2 separate regions of the Homo sapiens genome follow, and region 2 is linked to region 1. A link is a contact called in ENCODE Hi-C or POLR2A ChIA-PET data. All regions are on one chromosome and are shown on one strand. The core of a region is the stretch at or near the end of the contact, and the rest is flanking DNA. Distances in the headings are between cores, read along the strand shown.

Region 1 (4,027 bases), core at 278-2,777:
TGACGCACGATCTTTCTTCTGTCCTTCTTGCAGTTGCCCTAGGAATACATGCCACTTACTCTTAATTGACGTTTATGAAATACCTTGGCTTCATTTGCTGAAAGGCTCTAAGTGTTGAGCATTGTTACTATGTTACAATGGTTGTTTTATTATTAAAGCAGTGCCAAGGAGGTTACACAACAGCTTGGATCAGGAAGTGAAACAAGGGCGGTGATCCCACTGAAGCTACAGGGGATGGGGATTTGGGACGGTAAAATGTTAATTACCCAAGATGGAATGTGGGCTAGAGTCCAGCGTTGTGCTCCTGGAGATCATTTCGGTCGCAAAAGCTCACTGGCAATGGGTCCTAAGCGTCCTGCCCTCCTCTGGCTGAAATGTTGGATTCACTTCGATGAATGCTGCTATAGGGAAAGAACCCAGTGGCCACCAGCCAGGAGCACACGTCTTGCTCAGCATCAACTATCCTGGAAGATTTCCAGGAGCTGAAGGGCTGTTCTCTTTGCATGCAATAAATTATTCATTTCTAAGACGATTTATTCTGTCTCTCTCTTTAGACTTGATTTCTCCTAGTTTTCCAGCTCTTGAGGACTCTCTCCAAAGAATGAGTTGTAGATGGTTGGTCAGGGGTTGCGAGTGGTGCCTAGGCTTCGCATAAAAGGAGGCAGAAATGTCTACCTTAAAGGGGAGAGGAATGGGTCCTGGGGAGGAAGATGTGGTGGAGGCAATGACAACCTTTCCATAGTAAGTCCCCAACAAAGTCACTTCTAGAAACTGACTGAAGACTTTGAGTTCCAAATGAAACGTTTTTAAGATGCTAGGTTGGCTGACAAGTACATCGTCTAAGGTGGAGGCACTAAAGCATAATAAAAAGAGTGAAGTCTCTGCAGTTTGACCCAGGACCAGATGCCAGGCCCACCAACGACTCTGTATCTGGATGACCTTGGGCAAGTTTTCTAAGCTCTCGCCAGCCTTAATTTCCCATCTATAAAAACTGGATACTGCATTACTCCCAGGTTTAACCAGATAATGTTTGTGAAGAAAGCAGCCCAATACTTGGCACAAAATAGGCAAGGGAGTCACTATTATCGTCAACTACTGGCCAAACAACCAGAGTTGACCCCAAATCCCCAGTAAACAATTAACCGTAGCAGAGCGAATCCGGATCTGACGCACCTATTTGCCCAATAAGGTGCCAGGAAATAACACAGTGGAGTCAAACCAATGGTATTAGCCCTTGTTGATGGACGGGCTTTCTTGCTGTTCCACCAATAGCTTGAAGATTTGACTGGGGAGTGACATCCTGACAGTCCAATGACGCACAACCAGCCCACACTCAGCACTTCGGAGGGGATAAATCAAGGAGCCGGCACGTATGGATTCCGTTATAGGGCAGTACTGGTTGGAGAGAGGAGCTTAGGGAAACAGCGCCGAGGCAAGGCACTAATGAGCTAAAAATAAAGAAAAAAGACGATGGTTGCGCCAAGCGACCTCGGCCGCCATCATGCTCTAATTTCCCCTGAGTCTCTCTGGGTCCTCGACCGAGGAAGCGGCCTCTGGGATGCTGAGGGGGTGTGTCCCCACATGATTGGCTCAGGCAGCTCAGCCAATCCTAGCTCGTTAAACGGGAAGCACTTAACCAATGAGGGGCGAAGGCAGCAACGAGGAATTGGAGGGGCGGAACGACAGCTTGACGGGCACAAAAGCCAGCCAGTGAGAGCCGGAAGCATCCTCCCTGCGGCCAATGGAGTGGGGCTCTGGGCGGGCCCCCGAGTGTTTGTGTTGTGGTTTTGGGGGAGGGATGCGGAGGGGAAAGTTTGTTTATTTTGTTTTTAGTTTTTGGGGTCCCCGTGCTGCTGCAAGGCGAAACGGGAGGGAGTGACCCCTGCGCCCCTCAGTCCCCCCTACGACGTCGCCTCCATAGTCTGCGGAGAAGCGGAGACTGCGCGCCTCGCCTCACAGCGAAACGCCGCGCACTCGGAGCCGGCACGGCTCGGCGGTGAGTGAGGTGCGGCGGCCGCGCCGTCCTTCCCCTCCCCCGCGCCCCGCCGGGACGGAGCGGGGCGGCCGGGGGTCGGCGAGGGCGCCCCCGGGGGCGCGCGGCGCGGCCCGGGGCGGTGAGCGGAGGCGCGGCGTGTGCGTGTCCTCGCGAGGGAGCGCGCGTGGGGCGGGGAGCGGGCCGGGGAGGGGGCGTGAGCGCGCGCGGGGCTGGTGCGGCCGGCGGCGCTGAGCGCGCGCTCCGCGGGAGCGGGCGCCGCCGAGATTTGAGTCGAGGGGCGGGGAGGGACTCGGGGCGACGTCCGGCGCGCGGGCCGGGGCGCCCCGAACGGCCGGGCAGGCACTGGCGGGCGCGCGCGCGGCTCCGGGCGTCACGCGCCAGCAGGTGTGAGCTGGGGGAGGGCTTCCGGGTGGGCTGGCCCGGCCGTCGAGTTCGCTTCCCGTCTCCGGGGGGCCTCGGCGCGGGGACACCTTCCCGGCCCGCGGAGGCGCGTCCGCCCCTGGCTGGCGGTGGCAGAGGGAGGCGTCAGGCCTCGGATCCTCGGGTCCCTGCGCAGCGTCCCGGCCTGTGTGCAGGACCTGCGTGACAAGGTGAATGCGTTCCACACCCCTCGCCAGGGCCCTGCGTGTGCGGCCACTTGGGGAGGCGGCTCAGACTCTGGACAAGGAAACGAGGGGCACGGAGAGTGTTTTTACACCTTCCCGTGGTCCGGTGCCCTTCAGTTCCAGACTACCGGTTTATTCGGCTGTAGAGGCTGGACATCCGATCCAGCGAGACACGCTGTAGTGGTTAAAGACGTCCAGTAACGGTCACCTCTAGTCAAGCGCCTTAAGGACCAGCTTATTCTGAATTCTTTGGAATTCAGGTTACCAGCCTGGGACTTTAAGTTCGTGCTTTCTCATGTGTTTTGGCTGTTTTATTACTTTTTAGCATCAGTGCTAGAGATTGAACGAGAGGATGGTGAATTTCAAGTTGGTCATTTGTATTATAATTTAAGCAAAATTATACAAAATTGGTCAAAGATATTTCTTCATAGTGAATAAAACAAGCCAAGAATCAGTGAATGAAACATTAGTGCCCCCACCAACAGTTAAGTATATATATAAAGTGTGTAGAAATGATAGACATTAGCATTTTGTGAAAGTTTACTAATAGAGGTTACTTCTCTCTTCGCTGTGGGAGATTTCAGTAGTATAAGGTTTCTCTTGATTTGGAGAATCATCAGTGATCTTGGCTTCGAAAGTACAGATGTGTTTTGGGTAGTGTTGTGTAAATGCCTCTTATAGAGCGGAACTTTTAGCGCATTGTCTCTACAGCGCGCAGCATTGCTGTAGGCAGGTAGTGGGAGGGCTGTGTAGTGCCCACTTGCACGAAGGCACACTCACCAATATCCAGAATACAAATCAGACTGGCTTGTCCCACGTGGGACGTGGTGATGATGATAATAATACTTTTATATTTTCTTAGTTCTTTACTATTATTAAGGGCTTATCCCAAACACCATTATTTGAGCAGAGTGGTTTCTGATAGGAATTCCGTAGCTGCTTTTCTGTGGTAACATATAAATGTCATGCCCTTGAAAAAGATTTCCCTCATTCAAATGGAAGCACTTAAATTTTTTTTTTTTTTTTTGAGACAGAGTCTCAATTTTTTTTTTTTTTTTTGAGACAGAGTCTCAAAGATTGTGCCAGGCTGGAGTGTAGTGGCACAATCTCGGCTCACTGCAAGCTCCGCCTCCCGGGTTCACACCATTCTCCTGCCTCAGCCTCCCGAGTAGCTGGGACTACAGGCGCCCGCCACCACGCCCGGCTAATTTTTTTGTATTTTTAGTAGAGACGGCGTTTCACCATGTTAGCCAGGATGGTCTCGATCTCCTGACTTCATGATCCGCCCGCCTCGGCCTCCCAAAGTGCTGGGATTACAGGCGTGAGCCACCGCGCCCGGCCTTAAAAATGTTTTCAAGTCGGAGCAATACCACTTGTTGAAATGGCAGTAATAATATTAGCTAACATTTATTGTATGCTTACTCTA
Region 2 (4,057 bases), core at 336-2,835, 110 kb after region 1:
TACATATGGTTAAAAATACATATTTTCTGGCTGGGCGTGGTGGCTCACGCCTGTAATCCTAGCACTTTGGGAGGCCGAGGCAGGTGGATCACGAGATCAGGAGATCGAGACTATCCCGGCTGACACGGTGAAACCCCATCTCTACTAAAAATACAAAAAAATTAGCTGAGCATAGTGGCGGGTACCTGTAGTCCCAGCTGCTGGGGAAGCTGAGGCAGGAGAATGGTGTGAACCTGGGAGGCAGAGCTTGCAGTGAGCCGAGATCGCACCACTGCACTCCAGCCTGGGCAACAGAGCAAGACTCTATCTCAAAAAAAAAAAAAAAAAAAAATATATATATATATATATATATATATATATATATACATATATATATATATTCTGCTTCAATTTGCTCTAAAATATATATATATTTGGACTTGATATTTATAGAATCATACTACATATGCATTCTTTTGTGACTTGCTTCCTTCACTTGATTACCTTTTTGTAACTCACCCAGATTGAGGTGTGTAGCTGTAGTTCATTCATTTTCATGCAATATAGTATTCTATTTTCTGAAAACACCATAGCCTATTTATCTGTTTTACTGTTGACAGATGTTTATTCTTCTATTTTTTTCTGTTAAAAATAATTCCACTATAAATACTTTTGTATATGTGCAAAAGCTTCTCTAGGTATATACCTATAAGTAAGTGCAGTTACTAATGTGTACAGTAAATGCATCTTCAAATGTAATAGATAATGCAAACTTTTTGTTGTTGTTGTTGTTGGGGGAGACGGAGTCTTGCTCTGTCGCCCAGGCTGGAGTACAGTGGCGTGATCTCGGCTCACTGCCACCTCTGCCTCCCAGGTTCAAGCAATTCTTCTGTCTCAGCCTCCTGAGTAGCTGGGACTAAAGGCGCACACCACCACATCCAGCTAATTTTTGTATTTTTAGTAGAGACGGAGTTTCACCATGTTGGCCAGGATGGTCTTGATCTCCTGACCTCATGATCTGCCCGCTTTGGCCTCCCAAAGTGCTGGGATTACAGGCGTGAGCCACCCTGCCTGGCTGACAAAACTGCTTTTCAAAGTAGCTATACCAGTTTTCCCTCCCACTAGGAGTGGATAAGAGTTGCTATTGCTGCATACCCTTGTCAACACTTGGTATTACCTGACTTTAATTTTAGCCAACCTAGTAGTTGTGAAATGGTTTTAATTTGCATTTTCTTGACTGACATAAGATTGAACATCTTTTCATATGTTTAGAAACTGTTTATGTGTTCTCTTCAGTGAAATTCCTGCTTGGTTATTTGCAGATTTTTCTAGTAGGTTGTCTTTGTCTCATTGATTCATCACCGTTCTTTTATATTCTAGATGCTAATCCTTTGTCAGAGTTATGTGTTTTGCCGATCAACATGTTTCCTTTTTTCTGCAGATCTAATCACTCAAGGAGAAGTTTGAAAACCATTGGCCCAGGCTTCTGTTCTGTGCACCACAGTGAAACGGCCCTGTGGTTCTGCACAGGGCAGGTGTGGGTTCTTGGAGTGAGTCGCATTGTAGTTACTGACTGCTGCTGACCTGTGGTGCTTGCCTTTGCAGGTGGAACAGGAGGATTTTGTAATGGAAGGGCATGGCAAGACTCCACCTCCTGGTGAAGAAAGCAAACAGTGAGTCACAGTTTATTTAAAAAGAGTCCTATTACAGATCCTCGGAAACACTTTGGTTCAACATGCTGATAAGCGTGTTTGTCAGAGATGTATACGTTGGAGACATTGGGGAACTCACCAGTTGCTTTGGTGGCTGTTAATGCATTGCTTCTATTTATAGACCAACTAACTAGAAGGACAAGAAAGTTAGCGTTACAGTTTTTCACACTCGCCTAATCAAAATTTATGTTATGTTGTAGCAAAGGCTTTAAGGCTCAGTATGTTCCAAATTGAACTAATTCTGTTTGGTTGATTTCCAAAGAAAGTATAAAATGGTACATCCTTTTCTCAGTATTGTCTTTCTGAAGTGAACTAAACTAATAGACCATTTCCCTGCAATCTAAGTGTGAATTTATTTGAATGGTACTTTCTGAAATTCTATTCCATTTGGTTATTTACACTGCTGATCTTTGTTTAAATAACAAATTGTTTCTCTAAAGGAACAGGAATTATAAATAATATAACTTAGCCAACATTCCAAATAATTCAGGATCTCTCCCCTAACTCCTTAAGGGGTAATTGGTTTGTTGTTGGTTTTTTTTTTTTTTTTTTCTTGAGACGGAGTATCACTCTTGTCACCCAGGCTGGAGTGCAGTGGTGCAATCTGGGCTCACTGCAACTTCCGCCTCCTGGGTTCAAGCAATTCTCCTTCCTCAGCCTCCTAAATAGGACTAGGTGTGGTGGCGGGGACTACAGTTGCCCGCCACCACACCTAGCTAATTTTTCTATTTTTAGTAGAGATGGGGTTTCACCATGTTAGTCAGGCTGCTCTTGAACTCCTGACCTCAGGTGGTCTGCCTGCCTCGGCCTCCCAAAGTGCTGGGATTGCAGGTGTGAGGCATCGTGCCCAGCCAGGGGTGATTGGTTTTAAACCTGAAGTTGGGAGTCTGTTGGGTAGCTTTTTGATAGCAGTGAGTGAATTTTTTTCCTCTCTCCGTCATAGAATGTGAAAAATTGTGTTGCAGAGCAGACTGGTTTTTCATATGCCCTTTTAAAGGAAAAACAGTTAAGACTGCTTAAAGTACTGACATAACTACTATTTTTTATTCAGACATTAGTCTCCTAAATTGAATGGGCCAGTGATTATGGAATTTACCAAAAATCTATACAGAGAAACTTCTCTCATTCATATTTTTTTTCCTAGAAAATAGTTTAATTTTGGTCTGTCTTAAGAAAATTATGTCTTTAAAACCCTTAGGAATAAATTATGCAGAATGGACTATGCTGCCACGAGGCCAGATTCATTAAAGGAAAATGGCTCGTCTTGTATTTGTTGTGAATGGAAACCAGGATATTTTCACAGCTGGTTTAATTTGCTAACCAGGCAATTTTAAAAATAGCTCACAATATAAATCCTAGCTTTGCTGTATTCTATCAAATGCACTTACATTTTGCATGGGCTGATGGAATCAATTCATCTTTAGCAAATTAGAATGCCAGACATCTAGTCCCAGTAGAATGACAAGAGAAACACTTCAGGTGCTTTTCTCCGTGTCCACTGCACAGCCCTCCACCCCCACACTCTGGTCAAAGGTCTGTCATATAAAAATTATAACTCCATTTGTCGAGGGTTTTCTGTGCACAAGGTACTTTGCTTAAATATGTTTTACTCTGTCATTTCCACTCATTACACCATTTCATCTCCATTTCACTCAGAGATCAGGGTAGGTAACTTGCCCATGGTAATGCAGCTTGAAATGCAATTTAGATTTGAACCCAGATCTTACCGACTCTCTCACACCCTTTGCCATCCTTGGAAGCTATGCTCTTGAAAAATACTGTTGTTAGTAAAACTGCAGTTGTCAAAATCAAAGTCTCATGAATAAGAGGGAGTAGGCCAGGCGTGGTGTGGCTCACTGTAATCCCAGCACTTTGGGAGGCCAAGGCGAGTGGATCACTTGAGGTTGGGAGTTCAAGACCAGCCTGACCAACGTGGTGAAACCCTGTCTCTAGTAAAAAAATACAAAATTAGCCAGGCGTGGTGGCACACGCCTGTAATCCCAGCTACTTAGGAGGCTGAGGCAGGAGAATTGCTTGAACCCAGGAGGCAGAGGTTGCAGTGAGCTGAGATCACACCATTGCACTCCAGCCTGGGCAACAAGAGCGAAACTCCATCTTCAATAAATAAATAAATAAATAAATAAATAAATAAATAAATAAATAAATAAAGAGGGAGTTGAGGGAGACAATGAAAATGGCATAAGCCTATTTTTAAAAAAACAGGTGGAAGTTCTGTACTATAAAGGATATCCATTTCTCAAACAAACCAGTCTTTATCTTTAAAAACCTCTCTAGTAACCCTTATCCTGAATCAGCTTATTTAGGTATTCAGGAAATGTTGCTGGGCAGATTCTCCTACAAGTTTT

Evidence for each region. Hi-C counts contacts between places; a loop is a spot of excess contacts on that map. ChIA-PET counts read pairs that join two places held with the same protein, here RNA polymerase II (POLR2A). Pooled maps may share reads with other maps.
Region 2: a map of Caco-2 shows a loop between it and region 1 (9-fold over the local background). The contact joins the enhancer-like site here to the promoter of TNRC6B-DT in region 1. A Hi-C loop is called at or near these places in 9 of 168 maps with a recorded cell type or tissue (Caco-2, HepG2, PC-9 and 6 more), 1 of 37 single-sample maps with no recorded cell type and 11 of 50 pooled maps. POLR2A ChIA-PET finds 5 or more read pairs at or near these places in 19 of 52 experiments (A549, B cell, CD4-positive, alpha-beta T cell and 15 more).

Annotation. Positions count from the first base shown.
Region 1 is chr22:40,043,003-40,047,029 of GRCh38, forward strand. TNRC6B-DT (TNRC6B divergent transcript) reads right to left here and starts at 1,528. Exons shown (of 1, transcript NR_163486.1): 1 at 128-1,528. It overlaps FAM83F (family with sequence similarity 83 member F), which reads left to right. Exons shown (of 5, transcript NM_138435.4): 5 at 1-532. It also overlaps a transcript of TNRC6B not described here. RefSeq lists enhancers at 523-1,170, 1,252-1,551, 1,862-1,981 and silencers at 2,282-2,501, 2,512-2,581, 3,868-4,027.
Region 2 is chr22:40,154,531-40,158,587 of GRCh38, forward strand. It overlaps a transcript of TNRC6B not described here. Among named protein-coding and RNA genes, the nearest start is that of TNRC6B, 21 kb to the right of the region's middle. Within about 2 kb of position 1,586, at least 8 of the 41 ENCODE cell types and tissues checked have a DNase peak (open chromatin) inside an H3K27ac peak, as active enhancers do.